2 separate regions of the Homo sapiens genome follow, and region 1 is linked to region 2. The links are chromatin loops, found by intact Hi-C in ENCODE. Cell type or tissue: psoas muscle. All regions are shown on one strand. Links, peaks and the distances in the headings refer to the core of each region. The heading gives the core; the rest is flanking DNA. Region 1 has its middle 42 kb from the start of MVK. Region 2 overlaps MYO1H (myosin IH).

Region 1 (2,908 bases), core at 126-2,625, 180 kb before region 2:
TCAGTTCTGCAGCAGCTTGGGCCGGGGCCCGGTGCAGGCCTGGCACGTGGCAGGAGCCCAATCACTATTAGACAAATGGCTGGTGGTACGGGTGGCTTATTAGAAAGAAGGTGGAAAAGGGAGGGAGGGAGTGCTTTGTGAGCCCCCACTACACATCAAGCACCGTGCTGGGGACGCTGCTGATGCGGTGTCATTTCATCTCAGAGAGGTGAAGCCGCTACATCCAGGGCATAAGCAAATAAGTTGGAAATTGGCAAACCCAGGCGTGTCTGACATCCTTGCAACTCCCAAGGAGCTCTGTTTCAGGAGTGCTGGGCGTGAAGTGAGATTCTTCTCATGGGCAAGGTGAGGCCTCATGGGACTCAGGGTCTGCAACATGGGGTGAAGTCTCTGCCTGGTGAAGACCCCCTCTTGCCCACTGCCACCCAGAAGACTCCTCCCATAAAACGCTTCTCCAAATTTCTGGGAAGAAGGGCTGTGGTAGGCTTTTCCCTTTTACCATTGGTCTGTTCTCCTGTTCCCTGCCTGGCTCTTTACCCTGGGAAGCTGACCTCCATAGACAGCATCCAGGGGCAACTTGTCCTCTAAGTTTCAGGTGGAATCATCCAATGGGAGGCTGGGAGCGGGCAGAGGGAGAGTTTGGGGTGTCTCTGCCCAACTCAGCTGGCTTAAGTGCTGCATTCCTGGCAATAATCTGTCCCTTTGTGACGAAGGCTCCTGCTCACCTCGTGGCACCCCTCTCCATGGCTCCAGCTCCTTGTGGGATCTGGCAACTCCGTTTCTGCCCCATCAGACCTTGGAAATGAGAAGGGGGGACCTTGCTGTTTCCCGACCCTGATGGTCTCACCATCCCTGTTTGGTTTGCAACTCTGTTTACAGAACTCCCTTTACTAAACTCTCTTCGCTGGTACCATCCCAGTGGAATGCCATGTCCTGCTGGGATACTGACTGGGGCTTGGGGGAGACTATAGCAGCTCACTGTGACAGCAGCTTCTGTTGACCCTGCACCTGCTCTGCGCAGGCACCGGGCTGGGCCATGGGCTCACACCAACCCTTCGGAGACTCCCAGCAGCTCAACAGGACCGCACTATTTACAGAGAAGGATACTGAGGTTCAAAGAGGCAAGGAGACCCTTAAGGCAATGCTTGGGGAAGTGAGGACTTGGGGTTATTATTCCCCTGTCTCCCTGGCTTATCATCTTAACCCATATGATGCACACACTTGACTCTTTGCCCTGCCAGAAACCGTAGCCAGCAGACGTTGGTCTTCCTTAGACCAGACATTCTCTTTCACCCTCAGATGGCAGCCACCATGGATCCCTGAGGCGTCCTTGGTCTCCAGCTGTCTTCCACATCAGCAGCGGAAAGTCAAGCCCTAGAGAAGGGGGCTCCCTCCACAGCAGCCACCCGATCAGCCCCCGGTACCCCCAGAGTGCCTGCTCTCCTCCCAGAACTTCCTCCAGTAGAAGGAAGATCCCTGGATAGGGGTCAGTCCAGCCCCCCACTTTACATGTGGGGAAACAGGTTCAGAGAGGCAAAAAGGTCTTGCTTGAAGCCAAGAGGGAGTCACGCAGAGCTGGCCCCGACCCAGAGAGCCGAGTGGACAACCCCAGGGTTGCAAAATGAGCCTCCTCCCCCACTTTCCAGTTCGGTTTTTTTCTCTGGGCACCTGGGAGACTTTCCCAAGTTATCGATCGCCGGGGCGGCCTTCAGTCAATATGGTGCACTTTACTAATTAATCTTTTCCAGATAATTGCAGGAAATCATTGGTTGGTGTGAAGTGGGAGGTTGGAGAGGCAGCCTCTGTCCCCGACCTGACCAGAGCATCTTCTGGCAGATCCTACCCGCCTGTCCCTCACTCTTCTCTGTCTCCTTCTGGGGCTGATGAGCCACCCCCTCCAGAATCCTCAGCCAGGACTCCCGCCAGCTGTCCTGGCACTGCTCTGGATGTAGCAGGGAACACCGGGAGCAGGACGGTTCTGGTTCAAATCTCAACTTTGGCAATTATTCACTGTGTGACTGCAGACACATCATTTAACCTCCCTCAGCCTCAGCTAAAAAAAACAGACTAGAACTTATGATCTGCATCACAGGCTGCTTACGAGACAAAACAGACCAGGTGCCATGGCTTACTCCTATAATCCCAGCACTTTGGGAGGCCAAGTCAGGAGGATCACTTGAAGCCAGGAGTTCAAGACCAGCCTGGGCAACATAGTGAGACCCTGTCTCTACAAAACAATAAAAAATACAAAATTAGCCAGGTGTGGTAGTGTGTGCCCTGTAGTTCCAGTTACTTGGGAGGCTGAGGCAGGAGGATTGCTTGAGCCCAAAGTTGGGAGGCTGCAGTGAGCTATGATGGTACCACTGCACTCCATCTTGGGTGACAGAGTGAGACCCTATCTCTAAACAGCAAACAAAAAAGATGAAAACATGCTGGGTGCGGTGGCTCATGCCTGTAATCCCAGCACTTTGGGAGGCTGAGACAGGTGGATCACCTGAGGTCAGGAGTCCCAAACCAGCCTGGCCAACATGGTGAAACCCATTTCTACTAAAAATACAAAAATTAGCCAGATGTGGTGGCTCACACCTGTAATCCCAGCTACTCAGGAGGCTGAGGCAGGAGAATAACTGGAACCCGGGGAGCAGAGGTTGCAGTGAGTCAAGATCGTGCCACTGCACTCCAGCCTGGGCAACAGAGTGAGATTCCGTCTCACACATACACACACACACACACACACACACACACACACACACACAGACTGAAAACAAAAGAAGGCATTTTAATACTAATTTAAAATATGACCTCTACAGCTAATAACAGCAACTCCAGCAGCTAACGCTAAACGAGGGCTTTGCCACATTCCAGGTACTGTTCAGAGTGTCTGATAGGTACTATGATTAGTCCCCTT
Region 2 (2,908 bases), core at 302-2,801:
CCAACGTAACCTGAAGTTGCTTCAAGTTATGTTGCTAGGCTTTAAAGAGTGACGACAAAGAATATGGGTGTTTTTGTTTGTTTTTTGTTTTTGTTTTGAAACAGAGTCTCAGTTTGTTGCCCAGGCTGGAGTGCAGTGGTGCAATCTCGGCTCACTGCAACCCCCATCTCCCAGGTTCAAATGATTCTCGTGCCTCAGACTCCCGAGTAGCTGGGATTACAGGCACCAGCCACCACGCCCAGCCAGACAAATAATGTGGATCTAAGCTTAAAAGAAGATCACGCTGGGCGCGGTGGCTCACGCCTGCAATCCCAGCACTTTGGGAGGCCGAGGCAGGTGAATCACCTGAGGTCAGGAGTTTGAGACCAGCCTGACAAACGCGGTGAAACCCTGTCTCTACTAAAAATACAAAAATTAGCCCATTGTGGTAGTGTGCACCTGTAATCCCAGCTACTCGAGAGGCTAAGGCAGGAGAATCGCTTGAACCCAGGAAGCGGAGGTTACAGTGAGCCGAGATCATGCCACTGCAGCCTGGGTGACAGAGCAAGACTCTGTCTCAAAAAATAAAAAAATAAAAAGAAGATCACAGTAGCCAGCAGAGAGAAGTTACAAATACTGACCTCACATTGCCTGCCCGACCCCAGGCCTGGTGAGGGAAAGTTCCCAGGGCAGCCACTGGGGACAGCAGTGGGTGGTGCCTGGTGATCCCACTCTCCCTTGTCCCTGTTTCAATTTATGGAACAGGGGACAGACGGATCCCACCTCTGACCTCCATGCCCTGCCTCCCTCAGGATGTGCTGAGCCTTGCAGAATCCCCTTGGAGATCTGGACTGACTAAGTAACTGATCCTTGGAACAGGCCCAGAATAGGAGTCTACAGATGGAGAGAGGCCAAGGCGGCCCAGACGACCATGTACAAGTGGGAGTTAGGAGTCAGCAGGGAAAGCCCATGAACAGGATCACAGGCAGAGCTCTCTGGAGTGGGGAAGCCCTGCTGTCGGGGAATAGATCTTCATGCTGAGACACCTTTCCCTGCAACCTCATTAACCCTGACCAAAATGACGCACAAGACGGACTCGGATCTTCCCGATTCATGTCCCTTGAGTTGTGCCTGAAAGCTTTCAATGTGTACGAAAGTCTCTGCTCATGGATAACTACAACTCTACAGTTAAGAGTTCCAGCACACCATTTCTGAGATGCTACAGATGATCTCACATTGTCTAGGTCCCAGTAGCTCCTCTGGCAGGTCATGCGTACATGGGAACAGTGAAAGAATCCAGGCACACGGACGTTAGGTGCCCCCTCTGGTTCCCTCTTTGTTTTGCTAGCAAGGAGGCCCATCTGCTAAATCAGTTTAGTGCGGAAGTTTCCTTTATAACTTCATTTCCTCCCACCGGCAGCACCATAGCTCTTCTAAAGAATTAAGAGCTGCATTTACATCGAGTAGATGAAGCATAAATCTCGCAAATCTCCATAAATCCCTAGGAATCGAGTCTCCAGGCTCTAGATGGATACGGATCAATGCACAAAACCCTTTGATGTCAAGGGAAGAGACCATTTGGTGGTCTTCTGGTCACTTACTTGCCTAACTTGTATTCCTCGGGTTTGTAGCCGATGTACTTGATCAGCCGTTCCACGCCCTCTGCTGGAGGCCCGTGCCAGTGCGGCCAGGTGTCTGGGCATAAGGACTTGTACCTAGGAGAGGAGATGGACATGGAGAAGCTGTGACCGTACCTTCCTCTAGCCCTCCCCCACATCCCCGGCCCCAGAGGCCTGCTGAGCACTGCTGTGGCATGTCGGCCACTCAGTGTATGTAGTAGTCCCATTACACGAACTTTCTCGAATTCAAAGATGGGTACTTTGCAAGAAAGAAAGGAGAGAGAAACTGTTTCAATATAGTAGGGAGTTTGACCTGTCTTTGTAGAACAATGACATCATCAGACGCTCAACCCAGTGACTCAATTCCACTCCTAGGTATCTGTCCAAGAGAAATGAAAAGGTGTCCGAACATTCATACCTGAATGTTCATAGCAGCCATTGGGTGTAGCAGTGCATGGTGCTATGATTCATAATAGCCAAAAGGTGGAAACAACCCAGATGTCCATCGACAGAAAACTGAACAGACAAACAAACATAGTCTAGTACCAGAAGAAAAAGTTCTATGCTTGAGACCGGGTATGGTGCCTCATGCCTGTGATCCCAGCAATTTGGGAGGCCAAGGCAGGAGGATCACTTGAGGCCAGGCATTTGAGACCAGCCTGGGCAGACCCCGTCTCTACTTAAAAAAAGGCCAGGCGCAGGGGCTCAAGCCTGTAATCCCAGCACTTTGGGAGGCCGAGGCGGGCGGATCACAAGGTCAAGAGATCGAGACCATCCTGGCTAACATGGTGAAACCCTGTCTCTACTAAAAATACAAAACAAAATTAGCCAGGCATGGTGGCGGGCACCTGTAGTCCCAGCTACTGGGGAGGCTGAGGAAGGAGAATAGTGTGAACCTGGGAGGCGAAGCTTGCAGTGAGCCGAGATTGCGCCACTGTACTCCAGCCTGGGCGACAGAGCAAGACTCCATCTCAAAAAAAAAAAAAAAAAAAAAAAAAAATTTTTTTTTTAGCCAGGTGTGGCAGTGTGCGGCTGTAGTCCCAGCTACTCAGGAGGCTGAGGCAGGAGGATCGCTTGAGTCCAGGAGGTTGAGGCTTCAGGGAGCACTCCAGCCTGGGTAACAGAGATCCTGTCTCAAGAAAGAGTAGAGAAGAGAAAGAAAGGGTTCCATGCTTGGGAAGTGATGAGGGCTTCCCCCGTCCCCCAGGGGTAATTTTGGCTCCAGTGTTAAGAACCTGATTCCAGCATGCAGTTCCCTTCTACCCTGCAGTCCCTAGAAAGAGAACCGTGATGTCTGTAGTATAATGAAA

What was found. Peaks named below come from ENCODE experiments on the same cell type or tissue, not always from the same donor. Only the 100,000 strongest peaks of a DNase experiment are listed, where the experiment ranks them.
Region 1: it touches region 2 in a loop (2.4-fold over the local background); 2 of 110 quality-filtered maps call a loop at or near these places.

What each region holds. Positions count from the first base shown.
Region 1 is chr12:109,614,780-109,617,687 of GRCh38, reverse strand. No RefSeq gene overlaps it. Among named protein-coding and RNA genes, the nearest start is that of MVK, 42 kb to the right of the region's middle. In psoas muscle, for the core only: no CTCF peak of the experiment used is centred there; a DNase peak (open chromatin) is centred at 1,576; H3K27me3 peaks cover 415 bases.
Region 2 is chr12:109,431,683-109,434,590 of GRCh38, reverse strand. It overlaps MYO1H (myosin IH), which reads right to left. Exons shown (of 32, transcript NM_001101421.4): 20 at 1,581-1,694. Among named protein-coding and RNA genes, the nearest start is that of KCTD10, 44 kb to the left of the region's middle. RefSeq lists an enhancer at 322-826. In psoas muscle, for the core only: a CTCF peak has its summit at 1,643 (motif pointing left); a DNase peak (open chromatin) is centred at 1,650; H3K4me3 peaks cover 575 bases.